3 separate regions of the Mus musculus genome follow, and regions 1 and 3 are each linked to region 2. A link is a loop called in an ENCODE intact Hi-C map of the cell type or tissue named here. Cell type or tissue: heart. All regions are shown on one strand.

Region 1 (8,000 bases), 63 kb before region 2:
AAAGTCCAGAATCCCAAATGCCGTGTTGGATGATGCTCACAAGAAACCTTAACATACATGTCTGACGAGGAACTCCTTGCCTTCACCAAGGCATTCTCATTTGGTGCTTCTAGCTAATTGGATTGCAAGAACTATGGAAGGGTGCTCAGACTACTTTCACCAATTATGTGAAGAGATTTAAAAGAAGATATTACTTTCAATTAGAGATGCTAAAAATCTCAGTAGAGAAAGAATCCTTTCTATAACCCTTTGATAAGACCAACGGCAATATAGCCATTGTATTTGCTCATAGTATTTGTGCCAAACCATTGGACTTTGCTTGCTCACACAAAAATCTTAGTAAGTCCAGAACTAAATGATGGAGATTTTGAAGACTCGAACATATTTGAGCCCTAGCTTTATTACAAGTATCCACAGGGACTACTCATTTTAACTAAATCAATATGAAGGAAAGACTCTGGTCAACTTTCTTCAAGTGCAATCAAATGTCAGTAAGAACCAATTAACATATGAGACAATCATCTATAAGATGGATCACAGGGCCCCCAATGGAGAAGCTAGAGAAAGCACCCAAGGAGCTGAAGGGGTCTTGCAACCCTATAGGTGAAACAACAATATGAACTAACCAGTACCCCCAGAACTACTGTCTCTAGCTGCATATGTAGCAGAAGATGGCCTAGTCGCCCATCACTGGGAAGAGAGGCCCCTTGGTATTGCAAACTTTATATGCCCCAGTACAGGGGAATGCCAGGGCCAAGAAGAAGGAGTGGGTGGGTAGGGGAGCAGGGTTGAGGGAGGGTATAGGGAACTTTCGGGGTAGCATTTGAAATGTATATAAAGAAAATATCTAATAAAGAACCGCAAAGAGAAAAAACAATTAACATAATATGCATAAAGCCCTTGCAAATAAACACATATAAAACACTGAAAGTACTGACTTTATTCTGCTAAATTATCAAACCAGAGGCTGTTCCTTTCCAATAGACTTTGCAGCTGCCCACTCCACAAGCTGGTAACAATATCTTAACCACTGCAGTTACTTGGGCATTTTCTAAAATCAAGAACTAGAATGTCTTGGTTGACTGGGTAGCTTACTGGTAGAGAGCTTGTCCGGTAGATGCAAATCCCTGTGTTTAATTCCCAGCACCAAAAATGCAGTGGAGGAGGAGGAGGGTGGAAAGAAGGAGGAGAAAATGGAGGAGGAGGAGAAGGAGAAGGAGGAAGAGAGAATGAAGAAGAAAAAGGGAGTGGAGTAGAAATGGATAAGGGGAATGAAAGAGGAAAGTTAGGGGGGAGACAGGGAAGAGAAAATTACAGTGTTTGGGGATATAGATCAGTAATCAAAGTAATTCCATTAGCAGATTTAAAGTCACAGATCTTGTCAGCACAGAGAAAGAAGGAGGAGAGACAGAGACAGAGCAAAGACAGACAGACACAAAAGGAAGAGATGAAAGGAGAAAGAGGTAAGCAATGGCTATATTCCAGATTCCCCTGGGCTCTCAGGTCTACCACTCCCTTCTGTGTTCAGTTGATTGAAAATCAGGGTCCAGTTTTTCCCAGTGGTACCAAGCAGGCGTGAGACTACCAAGTCTAGGTCTTGGCAGTGTAGGCAGCCAGAATTAGACACTTTTGAATATAAAGCAAGAAGGGTGATGTAGGTGGAGAACAGAAAGCACCTTCAAAATGATTCATATTCCGTGGGTAAAATTCAGACTCTTGGTGCTAAAAAGTACAGTATCTTTATCATACCTCCATCTTCCTCTTGATTTTTGTCTGATAACAACCTGAAAATGACTAGTCAGATAGGAAAGTTTCACAATTGGAAAAATAAAAATATTTACTGCAGATAAAAGTATGCTTTTCTAAAAGAAAATTAGAGCCAGGTATGGTGACATATACCTATAATTATAGCACTGGGGAGCCAGAGGCAGGAAAATGGCAAGTTCTAAGTAGTCTGGGTTATACTGTGAGAACTTGACAGGGTGGGAACAGAGGGAGAAAGAGGAGGAGGCAGGAGAGGAGGAGGAGGAGGAGGAGGAGAGAGAGAGAGAGAGAGAGAGAGAGAGAGAGAGAGAGAGAGAGAGAGAGAACTTGGAGACTAAGAAAAGTTTAGTCTCTAGAATGACTATGAAGGAGTATTCTATTCTTCCCGTGCCTCCAGAGTTCCCCGACAAATAACTCTCAGTATTTGGATGACAAAACTGATTTCAGTTCCCCAGATCGCAAACCTCTAAAGGAAGTTAGCACCTTCAGAAGTAATTCTGTCCTGACTGAAAGCCATTCTTACTTATCCGAGTCTGCTTTAAAATCACAGTTAATTACATAGCCTACTTCTGGACTTCCTGTGACACAGATCCAGACAGAAGTTCTACTTTTGTATCCACTTTGTATGATAACAGCCGCAAAGTAGAAATGTAAACACGGCAGGCGAGGGGGCATTCGGGAAACATCACTTTCTTTAGATACTGGGTGATATACACTGCAGGAAGAATCCTTGAAATGTGTCTTCTAATTTAAAAGTATAAAAGCAAACTGACCCTAGACTTGACTGTTTTATTACTGTTTTTTTAATTACCCTCCCTTGCTGGAAATATTCACTGCACTGCTCTACCAGAAACTCGCTGTATATTAAGGAGCATTCTTAGAATAGTTTGAAAGGTTAACGGACTCACCTTGCCAATAAGAGCCCTGTTTTCATTTTGCTGCTACCACCACCCAGATAATGTCAAAGGTGCTTCTCCTCTGCCAACATTTGACAAGATTTCCCCTCTTAAAGCAAATCTCAAGACCCCGGGACATAAGGCCTATCACAGAACAGTCTTCAGGAACAGATGGGAAGGCCCGCTTACCTGCTGTACACTGGCAACTCTCATGTAGGAGTCCAGGACAATCAACAGAGGCACGTGGAAATTTTTATCTTCAAATAACTTGGAGGCTGGAAAAGAAGGGGGCAAATGGGGGATGAAAACAAAGTCACAAACCACGGCATCCTGGCATCCTTTCAATCTTCCAGGGATCTCAGCTCCTTCCTCCCTGAAGGAAAGGAGTGGGGTGCCCAAGATTAAGACTCAAGTGCAGGATAAAGTTTGCAGAGGAGGGAGGGGCTGCAGGCATTACCGCGGTCCGAGTAGGTGAACACCAGCATGTCCTCCAGGAGCTGAAGCAACGTCTCGATCTGCTTGCCTTCCTGGACATTATTCAGCCTGACTATCAACTTCTTCAGAGCCTCCTCCTCCTCTTCCTCTTCGCAGCCCTGACAGGCGCCACTGGCCATGGTGCAGCCGGCGGGGACTGCGGCGAGCTGGGACGGCTCCTGCTCTCAGAGCTGCTCGGCCGCCTCCGCTGCAGGCCCAGCCCTCGGTCCCCAGCCGCGCCCAGACGGTGACGGCGACCGCCCCTGCCCAGTCTCAGCCCGGCCTGCCCAGCCGCATCGCGCCGCTGGGAACTCCGCCGGGGAAAAGCGAAAGCCGCCACCCCGCCACTAAGAATAGCAAAGGGGCGTTGGGAAAGGAGGACACCGCCCAGTTGGCCCCTTTCAGGAAAGCGGTTTCTTTTAAGAGTTCCCCCTATAGGGAGAGGAGTAATTTGCTCCCCAAAGAATGCAGCGTTTAACAATCAAAATCGGCCAGCTACATGGGCTTTAGGAGTTGTTTGCTTGTTGGTTATCCTGAGCTCTGGTTGTGGTTGCCAAAAGGCCTCTCTCTGTTTTGAGTTTGCAGGCAGGATCTGGGAGCTCTGATTCAGCTCTCAAGGATGGAACTCACAGCAGAGTCAGTGAAGCTAAGGTTGGAAGAAACAGTCTTTAAACGGCATTCTTGGTCTGAACTAGTTATTAGTACTGCTGCCCGGGCCTCTAAAGTTAAAAGGGGTATTCTGAAAGCCGGGGCAACTGCTAATTCCAGCACCTGGGAGGTGAAGACAAGAACCAAAGAAATCGGAGGCCATCCTTGCTTCATACAAGTTCAAGGCCAGCCTGGGCTATAAGAGCCTACCTAGAAAGAAGGAATGGGGGGAGGGGAGAAAGGGAAGGGAAAAGGAGAGGGAGGAAGAAGTAGAGGAAGAAGAGAGAGGGAGAGAGCAGGGGGAGAGGGGGAGGGGGAAGGAGAAGAGGTAAATGAAGAGTTGAAGCAGGAGAAGAAAGGGGAGGGGGCGGGGGAGAAGGGGACAGATCTGCAAGGCACAGTGCTAAAGCATCCCTGTGAAGAAGATGTTGCATCCCAAGAAGAAAGCAAAAGAAAATGCTCACGTAGTAAGGTTTTTCAAGAAGAGAAGTCTCTGGTACAGTGCTGTAGTCAAGGCTTGGATGTTCTATGGTCTCAGATGACCCAACCTCAAGGTTATTTACCCCGAAGGAGAATTAGAGCAGTTAATTTATTTCCTGGCTTCTAGTTCGTTAACATTCTGATAACAATTCACAAACGGATGAGGAGTTCTTTCCTGTCTGAGGAAATGTCTTTGGGATGGGTAAGAGGTGGAGGGGTTTGAGAGGCGGGTTGAGAGCCAAGACACAACTGAAGGTCAGGCTGAAAGTTTGTCCACACTCTGCACTTTCAGCAGAACAAGAAAGCAAGTTTCCATCAGCTTGGGTACTCACTGAGTGCTTCTTGTTGCCAAGGGTTTTCACCTTTGCGTGGTAGTAAAGTGCTAATATTTGCAAGGCTAGAATAGTTAGGATTTGCTTCCAAGTAACCCACGATTGAAGGGTGGGGTCAAAACGGGAAGAATTAGACATGAAATGAACTGGGAATTGTGGAAGGTAAGAGATGAATTCCTGGGGCATTGCTCCTCTCTGTGTGTAATTTTCCATAATGACAAAACTCTCAGCTGATGACATATATGAGACCTATATTACCTCTTCTATGCGCTTTCATGACATGAGGACCTCAGATTTTCTTTTCTTTTTTCCCCCGTATTTTATTTACTTCTTGTTAAAACACACACACACACACACACACACACACACACACACACACACACACACCAAAAACCTTGCCAGAAATTGAGACTTATGTCCCTTCAAAAGAAAATTCTAAGTGACACCGTGTTTCCAAAGTCCCCTTGTAGGACTATCATCCACCTGTAGGACTCCATACTCAGCAGGGCACCAAACAGGGTGTACTTTGAGCTCTCTGCTGGAAACATTTGCCAGAAGCCAGTACACCTTAGGGCAAAGTGTCCTTGAGTTTTAAATGTGATGAATTGATTGACTAAATTTCCAAGACTCATTAACTTCCCAGTTAACGAGAATGAAGATGATGGCTGCAGACAGAAGTTCATAACTAAGTAGTCAAAGAATAGTAAAATAACACTCAATGTTTACCTAACTTCTGAGGAAGAAAGAAATAAAACTGACATGGCCAACCACAGCAAACACCAAAACAAATTACAGATGGGTTAAAAAGCAAATAAAAAATAATTAGGAGGCACTGGATAGTAAACGTTATTTAGCCCAGCATTAAAAGCAAACGCAGTGACAGAAGACACACAACATTAACATTTGTGATTCATTAAAACTCAGATATTCTGCCATCAGAAGAAAGAAAAAGTAAACAAAAGGAAAATGGTAAATGGCTGGGGCTTTCATATGGAAGAACCAATTAACTTGAAGAGTTTTTAATATGTCACTGGAGAGACAGCAGCACCCCAACAGGCATTTCGAGGAAAATGTAAGTTTACTGTAAATGAGCAGGAAGTCTAAGAAAACTATGCTCATCTCTATAAAGAATATGCTCAGGAAGATGAGTCCAATTGTGTGTGTGAATCAACAATGAGAAAAAGAATGGGGATAAGTCTAAACATACAGATATACAAAACTTTTGCAAAGAAATGATCAAACTCATAAAACACACAAATAAATGAGAAAAATAATAGGAGTAATAAATAGGAAGATTTAATATAAAAAGATACTGTCTCTTAACAGTAACAAAAATATAACATGAATCACATCCATCTATAGTGCAGAAGGTCCTAAAGGTTAGAATAGCCCTGGCACTTATGGTAAAAGAATTGTTCAAACAGCCATGATTCAGGGACACAGTATCCTCTGTGTATCTCTTCTCCAGAGGAAGAAACAGTACCACTGGGGTCACCGAGGGGACAGGCCCAGGAAGCACGGTTTATCCAGCTCCTAGTGACTTCCTGTGAATCAGGAACAGGTGTTTTCTTTACTAACAGACACAAAGAGCACACCAAGTTAGATTTCCATATGAGGTGCCACACATTCCATCCTGAAATCCTTACATAAGCTACAGTGTGTACAATAGATGAAGCTTACTTTTATCATCAAATTATTTGGATAAAGAGCCAGGGAAAGAGTAACACAGTATACAGTATTACACAGATGGGAGGATATGTGAGAAATAAGTGTGTGTGTGTGATAATATATATATATATATATATATATATATATATATATAGAGAGAGAGAGAGAGAGAGAACAATATTTAGCATGATAATGTATTATCCCTAATTATTATTCTAATAATATATTCCTAAATATAACCTTCTCAGTCTGTACAATGTTACTTGTATGCATATTTTCTTTTTTTTTTCTATTTATGTTTTTGTATTTTGGTTTTTTTTTTTGAGACAGGGTTTATCTGTGTAGCCCTGGTTGTCCTGGAACTCACTCTGTAGACCAGGCTGGCCTCGAACTCAGAAATCCGCCTGCCTCTGCCTCCCAAGTGCTGGGATTAAAGCTGTGCGCCACCACTGCCTGGTGTATGCATATTTTCGTAGCCGACTATTTGGTACTGGACAACCAATTTTTTTGTGCATCTTCCCCAAGTAAAACTCTTTCTCTTATTTCAGCATTCCTTATTTGCCTATAATTCTTTTTACAGACTTAAGGCCTGTGGTCTTTCCCTCATGTACTTTGTCATTAGACAATGCTGTCTTTGTTCAGGCAGTTTTGTTGATGAGACCTTTTGACTTTACTAGGAGGTACAATCTCACAGCAAAGTCCTTGATCTGGCAACTACAATCTTTCTACTTCTTACACAATGTTCCCTCAGCCTTAGGTTCCAATGTGTTTTATAGATGTATCCATAACAACTAAGATTCATAACTGTACATTTTGATTGTCTGTTGTTTTCTGTAATAGTCCAAATCTGGTACAAAGAGAAGTTTCCTCAATGAGGGGCTGAAAGACTACAGTTACCTGGGAATATGAGGACAAATATTAAGAATGTAGTTAGGGGTCATGCTTGTTTAGTGAAGTAGTGGTTGTATACTCTCCTCCAAAATCCATGGCTTCATTAGCATTGGGTAGTTGGCTCAGTTTCTGGTAACAGGCATGGTTTGCCTCTTGTTGAGTGATTCTTAAATCCAATTAGAGAGTTGTTTACCAAAATGGTGTCCATGCAACTGCGGAAGACTTGGGGTGATCACACCATGCTCATCTCTGTTTAAGTTTATAAGCATCATAAGTAAGAGGGACTGTTGACAACGTCTTTGCACTGGAAGCTTGCATGGCACCTTCTGATACCATATCAGCTAGTCCTGAGAGTGGAGGCATTTATGTCAGTTCCAGGCAGGGGTCTCTGGGTTCTGCCTCTGAAATACATTATCCTCAGCCATAGGAATTCACCTTCCGTATCTTGGGAGAAACCAAGGACAATAGCCATAGCCTTGTGTGTTCTTGGAGTCTCTTGGACAGCATTGTCAGCCTAGACAAAAAACGATTTCATTTGAACTATAAATATATACTTACACACAAACTTATGTGTATAATAGGGTTTCCTTTTTCAGGTAATTAATAAATGGTTCCTTATTACTTCTTCAGATATATTTCTTATTTTACCATGCTTCATCTGTATTTATCTCCCCACTTCCTAATTAAAGCCCTTCTTGTTTTCCACGTCCCCAATCATTTCCTGACATTCCCTCTCTACAGCTTCTGCTCAACCCCTCCCTCAGCAATGGCCCCTTTGCACTTTCCTGGATTCTACAGTTACTCCAGGGTATGTACTTACATCTAGAGATTAGAGGCTAAAAGTCTC
Region 2 (8,000 bases):
ATCTGGCTACAAAGATAGAATGGAGACAGGGGCTTGCTGCTCAAATGATGGATTGCTGTAGGGGCATAGCAGAGCATCCCGCTCTAAGAGAGCAGGGTGCTGAGCATGGGGTATTGCTGAACAATCTGGTCTTCAAGCTTTAAGCAATGAAGCTCATCTTCGTGGGTGTTGGTTTCCTTGGTGCCTACAGAGTCACTTTTAGGGACAAGTGAGACAGTCACATAGTATTTGGAAAAATTTCACCTTACACAGATTATTCATATTAGCAATTATCATTATTCAGTGGTCTAGAAAAATCCTACACTACCAAGTCCCAAGAAGACTTATGTGTCCGTATCTTCAAATATTAGAACATCTGTTGGGACTATAAAGCAAATAAAGTTTTAAACTTTACATTTTATCTAGGTCATACCAGCTATTCAGATTCTTTAGAGTTCTCTCCTGCCTCTCTTTCGGAAGAGTGTCGTAAATTCTTAACAACTTCAGTTGATTGACGACAGTAATCATATATCACACAGTAAAGAAACAGTTTCTATTTTTTCCTGAAACTCATATGTGCCTTCAAGCCAGGGTCTGACTTTTCTCTAAGAGTACAGGGGAAGGACATGACACAAGGAATATGATTGGAACCTCAGGAAGCGCACCTTTAAAGAAAGCCTCCAGTTGGAATTTTTGGGACCTCTTAGGTATAATATCATATCCACTGTAGTTTCAGCTCATCAGGATGCAGAGTTCAAATGACCATGGAGTGCCCAGTCCAAGCATATGTCTACAGCTCTTATACCTAAGCTTTAGGGAACAACCTGGAAGAGGCCAGGAAAACATGACTGTAAAAGGCCAGGAAATCTTTGAGGTTGCAACTTCTAGATATGACAGCTCTACTGGCTGGGGTTTGTGTGTCAACTTGACACAGGCTGGAGTTATCACAGAGAAAGGAACCTTCCTTGAGGAAATGCCTCCATGAGATCCAGCTGAAAGGCATTTTCCCAATTAGTGATCAAGGGGGAGGGCCCATTGTGGGTGGTGCCATCCCTGGGCTGGTAGTCCTGAGTTCTATAAGAAAGCAAGCTGATGGAAAGTTAGTCTTCAGGCAGGTCAAAGAGGGAGGAAAACGTTCTATTAGGATTTATTCAGGAAAGACCTCAGGGGTGTAAAAAGGCCTACCACCATCTTCCCTCCCCTTACCCTGTGACAAACAGGTCTGGCTGCAGTCAGGATGGTGGGCAGATGCAGCTCTGATAGGTCATATGTAAATGTGAACGCAAAGACATCTCTTGCATGCGGCTGCTGGCTGTGGGTAAGGCTGTCCTGGAACTCCTGCAGCTGGCTGGAGAGGGATAGCCATGGCTTACGGGAGGAAGTGGCGCTCCTGGAGCAAGTGTCAAAGCTTTACAGATCCACTGTGCTAACCTTCACGTTAGCAGAAGCTAAATTTTGTGGGTTTTTTAAAAAATAGGGCTATTTGATTTGTGGGATTGGTCACTGACATGGTTTGCCAGCTAGTCCCCTCTCCTTGGCTGCAGCCATGCCTCAGCACTGGGGACCTAACATGCTTGAGATATCCACCACATCACACTTAGGGTTTCTTCAGAAACTATTTAATAATGCCACACATTTTTATAAGGTTAGATTGTTTGTTCGAAACATCTGTTTACATTCCAAATTCCAATAAATTTGTATTGGTATTGGTAGCAGGTCCATTTCTAAATGCAGATTCTATTTTGTTGTTTGGTCTGTGGGAACTTAAAAGGCAAATGTAACTCTTCTCTTGATAGTACGGAGTTGAGTTTATAGATGAAAATAAGCTCTTGGGCCAGTGGCATGGCAGGTATAGATGTTTGCTGCCAAGACTGATGGCATCAATTCAGCCCCAGACCCATGTGGCAGGGGGAGAACCTACTCCGTGAGTTGTCTTCTTCCCACACCTGTGCTGTGGTATGTAAACACATACACAATAAATAGTTTTTAAAATCTTTAAAAAAAAAAAAAAGAAGAAAAGAAAGAAAGCAGAGCAAGCCAGGGGAAGCAAGCCAGTAAGTAACATCCCTCCATGGCCTCTGCATCAGCTCCTGCCTCCAAGTTCCTGCCCTGTGTTAGTTCCTGTCTTGACTTCCTTTGGTGATGAACAGCAACGTGGAAGTGTAAGCTGAATAAACCCTTTCCTCCCCAGCTTGTTTCTTGGTCATGATATTTTGTGCAGGAATACAAACCCTGACTAAGACAACAGGGAAGCTTCATTCTTAAAATCTCAACAATATGGCTGCCCACAAGAGACCTGAATAACACCAGTGCCAGTTGCCATGTCAACATGGATGGGGAAATCTCAGAGGTCCTCACTTATTGATGAATAGCTGTGAGCAATTAGCCACAACTAAGAAAGGGAGTATGCTCTTCTCAGGAAATGAGCCCACTCATTGAAAACAAATGCTCAACCCTAGAAATGTATATATACAAGCAACACTATATAGAGATATATAGATATAGATACATACATATATACATATACATACAGATATACACATATATACATATGTACATATATGTGTACATATAGATTATATAGATATAAATATATAGATATTTGAAAAGAGTCTATAAACTTGATAAGGAAGGAACATAAGAGTTGGAGAGAGAAAGGGAGATGGTGTTACACTTTTTTTTTAAAATCCAAAAAATGAAGAAAGGCCCCAGAGTTAATTTCCACATTTCATCTCTTAGACATCAACAACCATCTAGATGTGCTATCGGGCAGTTTATTTTAACGAGTTTATAGTCATAGCCACAGAAGAGCAAAGATGGGGGGGGGGGGAGGAAACAGAAACGTGGTACTGCCTGTGGGCATGTACATCTCTGTCTTAAACAGGCTCTTTGAAAACTCCTTTTGTGTACTTCTGTCAAACCAGGCTGTGCTTGCCAGTGGTTGCCCACTGACTCTGGATGCCCTAGCCTGCCGCGTCTCTTCCTTGCCTGGTAGTGAAGGTTCATTTATGCAGTCTCAGAAAACAATAAATACAAACAGATCTTCAACCGCCATTTTTCTGGTGCCTATGTGATGTTTCATTTATACGTCTCTCAGGTGCGTGCGTGCGTGCGTGCGTGCACCTGTTTGCTTGTGCGTGCACGCGCACGCGCACTCATACTGTATGAATGTGCGCTTAGAGAAGTTGCAACACAATTCGGTCAGATGTTTCCCACTCCCCCACTCTTATCCTTTCCTCATTCATTGCCTACTGAATCAAGATTTACTTTACACTCAGTTGTCTTTGCTCTTCGGTGCTTCTGAACCATAGCTGCAAAGCCGCTATGGTGTTCACCTGTGAACGTAAGATGACCAGTCCCTTTTTTAGTGAGAACTGAGGCCATGTGTCAGAGACCCCTATTGTGGTGATGAGTCTTGTAAAGAATGCGGCTGGTGGAATTTGACAGTCGGTGGGGGAAGTTGGGGAATGCACACAGATCGAGGAAGTAAAATGTCACAAATAGAAATTCAGGTACAAGAATGACAGCGATAGGAGTCGTTTAGTGGGTGCTTTCTATAACAGTGGCTATGTTGCAAAAAGGGTAGAGAGAAGAATCATTCCGGACCACATGGGTGAGCTTTAAATAACTGTGAAGTGTAATGAGCCAGTTTATCCTTGAGGTAGCAAGAGTACTCATACTCAGAGAGACTGCCAGACTAAAACTGGGGCTGTCAGGGTTGAGGAAAGGGAAAACGGGAGTTTGACGAGTACAGTGCTTAGCAGCACAGAACAGCGCCAGGACAAGGATGACAGCAGAGGCCAGCCACAATATGAAAGGACTTAATGCCACCCAACTGTGTAGTTTGAAATGATATCAGTGGTAAAGTTTTCACTGTGTCCTATAAATTTTACCACAATAAATATATTTATATGAATAAAAGTAGCAAGGGAAGAAACTGATAAGGGCGGTACAGTTGAAAGCTATGAGAAAAAACCGAGAACTTTCCCCCTTAAGTCGTCTAGAGACGTCCAGGAAAATGGTGCCCCCTGGTGGACCTCTTTGAGGCGCAAGAGCAAAATGAATAATCCAAGCTGTCCCTCTGAGAGAGACTTCCTCGCTTCGATAATTGGTGCTTCCACTGTGTGTCTTGATAGCAAAGACCTCAAACATTTCCCACACATTAGGATTCCACCTAAAAGAAGGGTGCGGATATCTTGTGGCAAGATTGCTTTCTCTTTGTTTATCCAATGATGTTAAATAACTATTGATCCATTGGAAAGCAGTGCAAAAGCCAAAGCCCAACAGCTCTTCTGCTCATTGTAGCCAAGGGCGTTTGATTCCCTGTCCTGTCCCAGCAAGAACATCTCTCTACAAGGAGAAGTTTTAGCTGGTGTGCTGGGCAATAGAGGTGTTTTGAGGAGTGGTTTTGTTTCACTGCCCACTTCACTTTGTTCTGTTCTCAGGAGGAATGACATTTTTTTTCTTCCACTCAACAAAATGAAATTGGAGAATATAAATATATATTTGATATTCATAGACTGGTATAATACCCTTACCCGGCATATATTCTTAACACCTGTACTTCAAGTAGCTTTCTCCATGGTTATATAATTGCTCCTCTGTACTAACCTAAATAATTTTGCTCACCTCATTTGGAGGTGGAAATGGAAAATGGTAGGGAAATATTTCAAGGTAATTGAAAGATGAGTTGGAAAGCAAGATTCGACTTTTGATTTTAGATGTTGATTGCAGGTGATTGCCAATTGGCTGAGTGGAAAAATCCTTGCTCTAAGCGGAAATAACCTTTAGTTGGGTTCTTTCAAGGCAACCATGAATTTGTGTGAAAAGTGACATAGGATTGAATGAATGTTCTCACTGTCAGATCGAAAGATTGATTGCACCACCTGCCAGCAGCCTTTGCCTGGCCTCAAAAAGGTTACAGAGGTCTAAAAGTCTCATAAAAAGTACTGTTGAGTCCAAACTGAATCTGTTTACAGCTGAGTCTCTGTCTTACAATCTGGCACCCTGGACTTAGAGTTGCAAGTAGCTGGCTCAGAAATGCTCTGCTGACCATTAACTATTTGCCAATAACATTGTGATGATAGTGCATTAACAAGACATATATTTTCCAATTTTAACTTTATGAGAATTTTAGATTTTGGGGGGCCATAGTTTAATTTTGACAGAAACTTTGTAAAACAGAATAGAGAATTCAGTGTGGACTTAACCTATCTACCCTCTCATTAAAATCTATGTCAAACCTGGGGAAATTGCCAAGCTAATACTGTCACAGCACTCTGAACTTAAGTCCAAAGCTTCTCCAGGTTTCAGCAGTGTTTCCCCTAAGGTTTATTTTCTATCCCAGATCCCAGGACATCGCACCGTATGTACCCATCCTGTCCCCTTAGTCTTGGAGCTTCTCTGTCTTTATCCTTTTTTAAATGATCGTGCCAATTTTGAGAAGTATATCTTCGTAGAAAGTTCAGGAATGTAGTATTATCTGACATTTTGCTACTGGTTGGACTGGAGTTACGGGATGTTGCCTAAAATATTTAAAAGGCAAGGGGTTATTTTACCATATGCACTAAGGAGGTAGGTGACTTCAACATGACTCATTCCTTGGGAGGGTGATAGTAATCTAGGTTAAGGCAATGATGTCTGCTAGATTTGCCAGTATCATTTTTGATTAACCCCCTTACCATTTTTTAAAGGAGACAAATGTGTCAAGTTTGCATGTAAAGCATCAAGGGGCAGTGAGAGTTAAGCCCCATTGGGGGAGAGGCTTATATTTGCATGTGTTATTTGAAATCTTTGTATAGAAAATGTGGCCTACCAGGTGTCACAGCACATACCTGTAATCCCAGCACTTGGGACTGTGTTGAGTTTGAGGCCACCCTATGCCACATAACAAGCTCCCGCCAACTTAGGCTACAGGTCATATCCCTTTCTTAGCGAAAGTTCAAGAGAGGGGAAATCCATCTCTTATCCTATTTATTTATTTATTTACATCGGCACATATTTGTATTATTCAATATTTTATAAAGTAATTTATACCAGCATATGTACAGTTTTAAATTTTGGCTTCTAATCATTATTATTATTTCATTGGCTTTGATCGCTACAGCTTTGGCCACTGGAATTTCTTGTGCATTTGTTTGTTTCCATGGTTTAGGGATCATGTTTGAGCGTTTTCTTACTTCCTGACCCTACTGGTACTCTGGTTCACTTCAGCATCTACATTGCCTCAACACTAAAATTAGTTATTACTGAAAGATGCACCAATTTGCTTTTACTGATGAAAGGCATGTAAATGAGGCCTGTGTACTTACTCTGGGTTTTGCTCTAGTCACATTGGTTTTCAACCTCTGGATTTTATCCCCTTTGGGGGTCGCATGTCAAATATTTACATTACAATTCATAACAGTATCCACATCACAGTTATGAGGTAGCAACAAAATGATTTTATGACTGGAACTGTGTTAAACGTGAACTGTATGAAAGCGTTTCGGAGTGATGAAGGTGGAAAACTGCTGCTCTAAAGTGTCATCTCACCTAAGCGCTCTCAACAGGGAAACTATACCTCTCCACCTACAAGTAGAAGACAGATGGGTGGCTAGATGGATGATTCAGATATGACAGACAGATGCAGACTGACACCTCCCACGCTAATCCACAGGTTTGATTAGAAGAACTAGACTAGAACCTTTGAATGTCATTTGAAAATCTTGACATTTGCTTCCTCCTATTAACGGACTGTTGGCGACAAGCTCCGCACTTGTAAATTGTGACCCCTGCTCAGCTGCTGCTGCGCATAATGATGCTGCAGTATAATTATCTGTCGGTTGAGCAATGTTGTCTGACCTGTGGGTCAAGACGACACTGCTGATTGTTTACCTACGATTTAGCCACCTGTTCTCCATATCCAAACTTTCAGTGCTAATGAAAATGTGAGATTTAACTTAGCCCTCCTCCCTAGACTCTGCACATCATTCTGTTTCTCCTAGGCAAACATACCTTTTCCCTTTACTCTGTCCTCTTTTCCAAATAACATATGCATATGACATCCACGGGTGGAACATCTGTGTTGTACAACCAACAACACAGATGCTATTTCTGCTGATTTTGTTGTTCTGAGACAAGGTCTCCCTATGTATCCCAAGCCGACCTTGAACTCCAAATCCCCATCGCCAGGATTACAGATGTGTGCAACTGCTACCGGTTCTTAGACTCCCTGGTAGGTGGGAAGAGTGAGCGCATATTCAGCTGGACTATTGTCTGATGTGTGAGGTTGAACAGTCTTATCAGTCACAATCTACTTAGAAGTCATCGTTGTTTTCTTGTAAAAAAAAAAAAAAACCAGTCTATTACTGTGACTGTGTGTGTCATGAAATACCAGCCAGTATTATTTATAATATCCCACTAAGATGTTACAAAGCATATTCTAATTTCAAGCTTTGGCAGATGAAAAGAGTAATGGGATTCTTACTATCAGTTTAGGGGTCACGGAGCTATGCAGAAGAAGAAGCAGAATGATTGTAAGTGCTGGAGGTCATGAAGTGATGAAGACACAAGGTTATAGTATCTTCTAGAAATGATGGGACCGACCGACATATGAACTCCCAAAGACTGTGGCACCACGCACAGGAACTGCATAGGTCTAAACCAGATGTTGTTCCAACATTAACACAAGCCGCATCCCTTAAGCCAGAAGCTATTTCAAAGAGTTAGCTAACAAAGAAAAACCTTAGTGTTCCTCGAGGGGAGTCTCACTGGGTATACAAACCACACTTGCCTCTTGGCTCACTCTTGCACAGAGCTGATGCAGTTCATCTTTATTCTCCTTTCTGTCTCTGTGTGTCCTCTCCTTTCCTAGTGTCAGGATTTTGATGACGCAGCCTTTCTGAGAACATAATTATTCGTTCGTGTTTCCCAGTGCACACATGCAAGATTCTTCTCTGCAAGAGGAACTGCCCGGTGTTTGCTTGTTCACATCCTCTGTGCGACTCTGCACTATGATGCACGTGATTGGTCCCTTTACA
Region 3 (8,000 bases), 93 kb before region 2:
TGGGGGGGGGGGTACTGGGGGGGGAGGCAGGGAGGAACACCCTTGATATTCTGCTTCTAAACTCCTCTGGCAAATCGAGGAAGATGACTGATGATCAAGGACCTGAGAAATCCCGAGGCTTCTCAAGAGTTGTTCTCTGGGGCTTGGGGCCACTGTACATGAGAGTATGGTGTCCAAAGACTACACAAGGCATGAGTAAAGGTCTTCCAGATCTCTGCCTCCATGGCAGACAACCCTTCTATCTTAAATATACCAAAGATCAAGGTCCAACTCTCTTGACTCCCAAACCACTGGTAACTGACAAATCTACTTGAGGGACAAATCTGTAAGGGAAGGTCAGTTGGTCATATATCAGATGTCTGTCAAACAGTCATGGGAAAAAGGATTGCAGTGGTGGAGGCCAGATGTTGGCATGGGGTGAGAATCAGAACTGGGTGTGGAAAAGAATTCCCGGGTTTGGGGAGGGGGAAGGTTCTGCCAAAGAGGTTTTATTGACCATTTTTCAAAAGAAAAAGAAATTGAGGTTGATAAATGGAGGCCTGTCATTGTTGTTATTGTTGTTGTTATTGTTGTTGTTCCAGAAGCCCTTATGAGCTATTGTAGGTTATTCTCAGTATTAGGAAAACCCCTGAATAGCTAGAGGATGCTATGTAGGGCAGCAGAAAGGAATGGAGTATTCCCAGAGATTGGCAGTGTCTATTAAAACAGTGCTTGGGACTGTGGTGTGGCCAGGGTGAATGGGCATGAGTGTGGTGGCAAGAGCCAGGCTCACTGGCTCCCAACAGTCAGTTCTCAGAGGTAGGACTTGGTAAGGCTCCTAAATGATGAGGCCTGTCTGTGCAGTGTGCTCTAGGTTCCTAGCTTTGTGAGCTGTCACCCATACTGGAGAGGGCTTTGGCGATGCAGTCGTCTTTGAGTCATTTTTGCTCCTGGAACTAACTCTTCACCCATAGTCCTTTAAATAACCCCAATAAATCTCATCTGCTCACGAAGTTGTAATTCAGCGGCACTCTTACTTGGTATGCTTTAGATTCAATGTTTAGAAGATATAGAACAAATGAAGACATTTGTTCATTTCTTCCTTGCAAGAGAGTCTGACAACAAGCCAAGGCACAAGATCCAACTCACCTGTAGCACCTGTACCCTAGATGACTTTAAAAATTCATATCTGTTTCCTGTATGGCTGCTTTCCATTTGATATCAAACAATGCCACCATTATTATACATTTTTTGCTTAATAGATTGAGAAAATATACTGAATATTTATGGCTGGAGGGGATACCTGCCTGAATTTCAGTTTTTGGCAGGTTTTGTAAGCCTCTGGCTCCCTCTCACCATTTCAACCACATGTAATAATGTCTTTTTTGTGCCACAAACCAGGCACACAGTGTCACTAAGGTTGGCATGAGGTGCTTTGGAATAAAGTGTCACTGGGAAAGGAAGAAGAGGAAGAAGACAGGCCAAAGTTAATTTAAATGAAAGACTAGAAATAAACAATGCATTGTAATAAATAAATAGTGCTTTAATTCTGAAAAGCAATAGTTGCAAAATGTTTATATTTATAGTTTGGTATATTCACATATATATTGATCTTAAAAGCTATTATCAGTTCTTTTGCATATTTATTATTTCTAAGCCAGATAACACAATGCTTAAAGCACAGAAGCAAACCTTCACCATATTTCTTCAGCCTCTGCTACACTTTTTAATGTTTGGATAAAATAATTCCAGAATATCAGGGGGAAGATGGCAAGAGGTATGGTCTCATGTACCATGTTTAGTTTTCTATTCCAACAGCTTTGAATGACATTCCACCTGGTTCAGTGCCCCGATATATACATATACATATAGGCATGTGTGTATGTATGTGTATAGGTATATGGCTTAGTATATGGTATATGCACATGTGTATGTATACGTATGTGCATGTGTATATATAAATGTATATATATATGTATACACACACACACTCATGAATGTGCAGTACCTTCCTTCAAACAGGTGACTCAGCATCTTGCAGCCACTCTCTGCCACCTCAGGCGCATGGGCATGCTTCTGCATCAATTCCAAGACATTCAGGTATACTCCTTTTGCCAGCAGGATTTTCCTGAAATTAACTATAAGGTGTTTTTCAAGTTACTTATAGTAATGAAAGCTCACAATTGCAAGAACACATATAACATATTTCATTAGCCACTTAAAGATCATTAATAGTCACCTATATCTTACAAATAGATGACATCCTCTGATTTTCATATTTATTAATTCTTTATTGAAGTTTCCAGTTAATTTTTTTATTTACAGAGTAGACAGGTATTAGTGTGATTAATACATTAAATCCCATAAGAAAGAAGTGCTCTGTAGAACAATGTATGCAAACAGCACTCTTCAGTTAGGATGAAAATTAAATGATCGTCTAATCTTGGAATCTCACAAAATGGCTAGGAAGCACAAGTATGCTAGACATCAGTGCATGGATGCAAGCCATTCCTCCATTGGTGATGGGAGCCAGGGGCAGGCCTGAGGAGAAGGACCGCAGGTGTGTGGAGGCATATCGCTCACTGGTGACAGGCCAGTGGAATGGCCTGGTCTGGGATGCTCTGAACTACTTTGTACATCTCAGTGGGCTGCATGATTTATTCACGAATCTCATCTCGATCTAACTATGCAGAAATGGCATTGCTCAATAATGGGAAACATGACAGGGAGAAGGGCGGTCGTCGTGAAGTCCCTTCAGAGCGTACAGGACATTTTCACGTCTCCCTACCTACTTGTAGAAGTTTGTTGCCTTTATCGGCTCTATTTTAGCAAAAGGTTATCTGCATTCAAAGACAAATCACAAAACGCAAACTCCTACAGTAGTCACCTTTAGTGAGTGCTCATTCATGCTTGTATGTCCTCTGGTTCAAAGATCAAACCCTCCTTCTCAGCTCGACCTTTGTCTTGGCTAACTCATGCATCACATTCCTTAGTTAGTCTTCTTGTCCATCTTCCCCATTAGAATTTGACACCACTAGCCTAAAATTTTTATGTAACTGTCGTACCACAAGGGTGTAGATTGTATGGAATCTAGTACATGATACGAACTCAGAACATGGTAGCTCAATTCATGCAACTGCTTAACTAAATGAGAAAATTATCACAAAAGGTATTTGGGCCTGAGCCTTCAAATCGCCATGGTGCCAAGACACCATTTTTTTCCCTCTCCATCCCCTCCTCCTCCTTATTCCTCTTCCTCTTTAATTTCTCTTTGAGATTTAGTAGCTCAGGTTGGCCCTGAATACAATTCTTCCTGCTTTAGCTGGAGTGCTGAGATTGCTGGCCTGTGTCACCATTCCTGTCTAAGAGCCCAGTTCTCCTTTCTGCCAACCCAATCCTGATTTAAAAAAAACAAAAACAAAAACAAAAACCCTTCCCATCCCTTCAGTCTTCATAGTCACTGCCTCAAGTTGCTTGCAGTGTGAATTTGGTGGTGGAGCTAAATAAGGAAGCCACTGAACATCTTACTACTCTCTTATACCAGGAAGCCCAGGATGTGCAAAGGCATCTAAGCACATCTAGCAGAGAGCCGGGAACAAAGGTGGGGGAGCATGAAGGGAGGGCAGGGACTGATTCCAAACAGATGCCAAGCTGACTCACAAGGTCATTGTCCCACAAAGGCCATAACAAAAGCAACCCCAAGTCACAAAATCTTAACGACTGATGGAGGGACCTAACAGAGTCTCCTCATAGTTAAGACCCACAGCCTCACCACACTATTGCTGCCTGGCAGCAAGCTTCCTCTCCCCTGGGGAGCTATACACAATGCTCCTTGGCTGCAATGCAATCCCTGCCCAGACCTCCATAGCTACACGACACATCCTGTGATGACTCAGCCCTGGGACAGGCCCTGTCATCACTCAAGGCCTGGCTATTCCAAGCCTCTGTGTGATGTGCCCGATTCACTCTTAGCCGATTAACTTTGTTCTTTAACAATTTCACACATGTACGCAATACATTTGATGAGGTTCTGCTTTTATTAAAATGCCATCAGAGAGAAGGAACAGCCTGCAGGAGGCGTGTCTTCCTCACTAGCCTGGCCTTGCCACAAAAATCTGGTGGTGCTTACGTTGTTGTGTCTCAGATCAATCTTCCTTTTTTTTTTTTTAATGTTTCACTGCCTAAAAATATCACATAAGAGCTGCCAAGTCCCCCTGCCTGATGCCAGACAAGTTTTCCTGGCAAAACTTCCTGTTTATGGGGTCAGGAATCTGAAGCAGTTTGAGCCAGGACCTTAAAGCTTAAGGGACCTCCTAAGGTATAAGAGGGATTATACATAAAAAAATCATTTTCAAAAAATCGTAAATATAAAACATTTCATTCTGGACAATTTTACCAGTTTTGAAACAGTGAATAGCCCATCAAACATTAGCACTCCTGTAAAATTTATTTAAGAAGAATAAATAAATATGTACAGGAAAATGCAGGCAATCTTTTTTAGAGAAAAAGACCTGATGAGAACTCTAAAAATTCCCATGGTATGTAAGCTAAAAGTCAATCAACAGAAACTGGTTCCTAAAATAGGTTATAGATATATAGGAAAGCTACACAGTTATTAAAATTGTAATGACAATAATAATAAATACATTTATTAATATAAGGATGGAAGCAAAACATGCATTTAAAGTAGATACAATGTTACAATTTCTGTAAGTTTGCATCATACATGGCTGCATTTAAAATGGATACAATGTTCCAGTTTCTGCAAGTATGTATCACATATGCCATAAATGAGCAGAAGTCCTGAGGAACATACACCTATTATATATTTTTTTATCCTTTATATACATACATACACACTTCAGCTAGCCCCATCTACATATCTGAATTTTTCAGAATTTATAGCTTTTATAAGAAAACAACATAACGTTGTTCCTCCTTATTAAAAAACACAGTATTCCCCTTACCATTTTGTTCCAAGAGAGTGGACAGAGCATGTGCAGCTGCTTGGAAGACATCTTTGGAAGAAGAGTGCATCAGCATAGACAGCATCACTTCCCTGTGCGCAGGGAACCTTTGAAAAAGCCAACCACATCTCAGTTCGCAGCCTCCGGCCCCAATGCTCACTTTCGCTGCCTGTGAACGCTAACAGCACAGGCAGTGGAAGCCACACTCTATGCCATCTCCACTTACAATAGAAGCTTATGCCAAACAATGCTATTGGCAGAGGTTAGATTCAAGTGTGTCCAACACTAACACTTCTGTTTCTTCAGAAGCCTGTAAGCCTTATGGAGGACGCATGGCTTTGTAAACATGTAAGGAGGGATAGGCAGCTACAAAGTTGCTATGGTGCAAATCACACAGGGTGAACATGAAAACAGAGTTAAAACCAGGGAAGGATGGGCCGAACAACAGCACAGGATTTCTTCTCACTTCTCACAGCAAGAGACAAAGAAAAATACATACATTGATCATTTCTGGAGTTTTCCATTTAGTGTTTTGGACTATATTTTACTGTGAGTAAATGAAAATAGACAACAAGAAATTGTGCCTAAGAATGCCATTGTAGAATGCCTACAACCAAAGCGTGACTCTTGCAAGCCTTATAAATGCCGTACAAATACTAACATACTAAGTACACAAAACAAAGGACTAAAATGCACAATAGGGGTTGTCAGTCATAAAGCAGGATGAGAGAAAGGCATCAGCAGATGAGCCACATCTCAAACAGAAGACAATCTTGAGGTACCAGGAAGAAAAATGTAAAAGGAGGGAAGGGGAAAATGGCAAGAAGAGCGATTTAAGTGGGGAAAAGAAACAAAAACAAAGCAGACGTAAGAGGCAGAGGGGATAAATGTGCTTTCCTTTTAATAACATATTTCCTGGAGAGATCTCCGGGTACTGAGGACTATGTGTGCTGTGATCTAAGCTGTGTATAAGTTGCACTCCTGAATCTGCCCAAACACAAGCTCCTGAAAAGTTGCTCACTCGGGATAATTCGGTTTTTGGCTTATCTCAGTTTTCAAGAGTCACTATCTCTTCTCCAAATGGGAGTTTTTAAGTAGAGTCTGCTTCCCCGAGTCTCTCTTTTCCAGCAGAGGGCCATTATGCAAATAGGAATACATAGCAGTCCACACTGCTGCCTGGTGGGACCTGCCAGAGTAGGTTTCTAACCTGACACAGGCAACCAGCTGGTTGGTGGCCCAGAACCAGTGGGTCTGTGAATGTGCTTGGCTGGAATGAATTAACTATGCATCTGTACCTGGTCAGCCAGAAAACTGAGGGTTGATTTCCCAGGATTCACAGAGAAGTGAATGATTCATGATGCCAAATCCCTCAGTAGAGATGAAAATGGTCTATATTTCAGTAGGAATTAAAACACTTTATACCACACCAGGCCTGTCACACCTTAAAAGCCACACCTTCAAAGCCTGTCTTGTGGGAAAACTAGACAAAATTATAGACCCATCACTAACATACAACAGCGCTAAAGCCTAAATTCTGACAAGAAAATCTAGCAATGGCAGTTTCTACGCACTGGCTGAAACAGAACCGGGTTTTCTATCATAACACCTAGAGATACTTACTGGCCATCTTCATCTCCGATCTTCTCATGCAAACTGTTCTGGTACATAAGGAGGTTATTTAGTGCCCAGCAGGCAGCCTCCTAGATCAGGAAGGAAGAAGAAAACTGTATCAAAATAGCAATGGTGAGAAAGCCTGATCTTACGCCAGTGATTAACTGTGTGTCCGACCTGCACGTGTTTGTCCTTTCGATGGCGCACCAGGGCTTTATAGCAGGGTTCCAGCCAGAAAAGCTTCTCACTGTCTTCCTCTTCGCTCTGCTCTTGAGTCTCACTTCTTTCCTCCAAGTCTTGGTTTAAGAAAATAGTCTCAGCTAAAAGGAAAAAAAAAAAGGTATATATAACCACCAAGTGCTGGGTTTCAATGCTCTCAACAGACTATCCTTTACAAACTACCCTTCACTAATCATGAAGCCACTTTTAATATTTTCCACATGCATAACTGCTGCCTCGTCATGTGAGGAGGTGGGTGCCCACCACCCTAGGTGATTTAGAGAAGGATTATCTGAAGTGATTGCCTGGTTCTTGATATATCACACGAACAGGGAGATGCCAACACTTGGTGCTCCAAGAGCATCTTTCCGACTGGAAGAAGGTCCTTTAACCCTCAACACTTAAAAGGAGAAAAAGATGTTCCTGGTTGGCCAGGGGACTTACTGAGGAGTGCTAAACAGCTGAGTGCAGAGATCTGTAAGGCTGCGTTCTCAGGATACTGTCGGACCGCTTTCACCACAAAGACATGCACTTCGTTCAACACCAGGATGTTGAAAAAGTTACCTAAAGTAAAGTGAGACACTCTGTAAACTCTAACCCAAGCAAACTAAGATGCATTTACTTATGTAGCAGTGCTTAAATCAATAAATCTATCTAATAGCATGAGAGTACATATTAAATCAGTAAATCGCTCTTTACAACATAGTGGTGTACATTAAATGCAAGAGACTTTTTGAAACTCTGGTTCCTACCATTGTCTGTCTTATTAGACTTTGCTGGCTGAGTAAGACCAGAGATCTATCTGCTTACGTCAGTTCTAACTCCTCAAATTATCACGCAGAAATAACTGGGCATCTCCTGTACATGGCACTATCGTATTCCTAGTTGTCACAATGCTCTCAAGGTCAGCCTCTTACACAACTGTGTCCTTCTTGAAATGCAACCTGCAAACATCTCACCCTGTAAAGATACGGACCAGCATGTGACCACTACATTTCCTGGGAAATACTTTGTTGCTTTGCTATTGTTCTAATTATAATTCCAGGTAAATTCTTTTACATATATTTTCAACTGAGACTAGAGGCAAAAATTGGTACACACCTCTGGGGTACTATCTACTGTTTCGATGTAATACAACGTTTAAGTCAGCGAATATCTATCTGCATCTCCTCATATTTATTCTTCTGGCAGTGGAAATGCCACACTCCTTTCTTCCATCTTCCT

Evidence for each region. Peaks named below come from ENCODE experiments on the same cell type or tissue, not always from the same donor. Only the 100,000 strongest peaks of a DNase experiment are listed, where the experiment ranks them.
Region 1: it touches region 2 in a loop (4-fold over the local background); 13 of 42 quality-filtered maps call a loop at or near these places.
Region 3: it touches region 2 in a loop (5-fold over the local background); 6 of 42 quality-filtered maps call a loop at or near these places.

What each region holds. Positions count from the first base shown.
Region 1 is chr15:91,668,555-91,676,554 of GRCm38, reverse strand. Lrrk2 (leucine-rich repeat kinase 2) reads right to left here and starts at 3,331. Exons shown (of 51, transcript NM_025730.3): 1 at 3,118-3,331; 2 at 2,850-2,935. The coding sequence starts at 3,274. In heart, a CTCF peak has its summit at 3,561; a DNase peak (open chromatin) is centred at 3,414; H3K4me3 peaks cover 1,785 bases; H3K27ac peaks cover 1,684 bases.
Region 2 is chr15:91,605,923-91,613,922 of GRCm38, reverse strand. No RefSeq gene overlaps it. Among named protein-coding and RNA genes, the nearest start is that of Slc2a13, 37 kb to the right of the region's middle. In heart, a CTCF peak has its summit at 4,017 (motif pointing left); no DNase peak of the experiment used is centred here.
Region 3 is chr15:91,699,223-91,707,222 of GRCm38, reverse strand. It overlaps Lrrk2 (leucine-rich repeat kinase 2), which reads right to left. Exons shown (of 51, transcript NM_025730.3): 8 at 7,221-7,340; 9 at 6,735-6,877; 10 at 6,567-6,646; 11 at 4,947-5,053; 12 at 1,988-2,117. Among named protein-coding and RNA genes, the nearest start is that of Lrrk2, 30 kb to the right of the region's middle. In heart, a CTCF peak has its summit at 4,039; a DNase peak (open chromatin) is centred at 3,872; H3K27ac peaks cover 851 bases.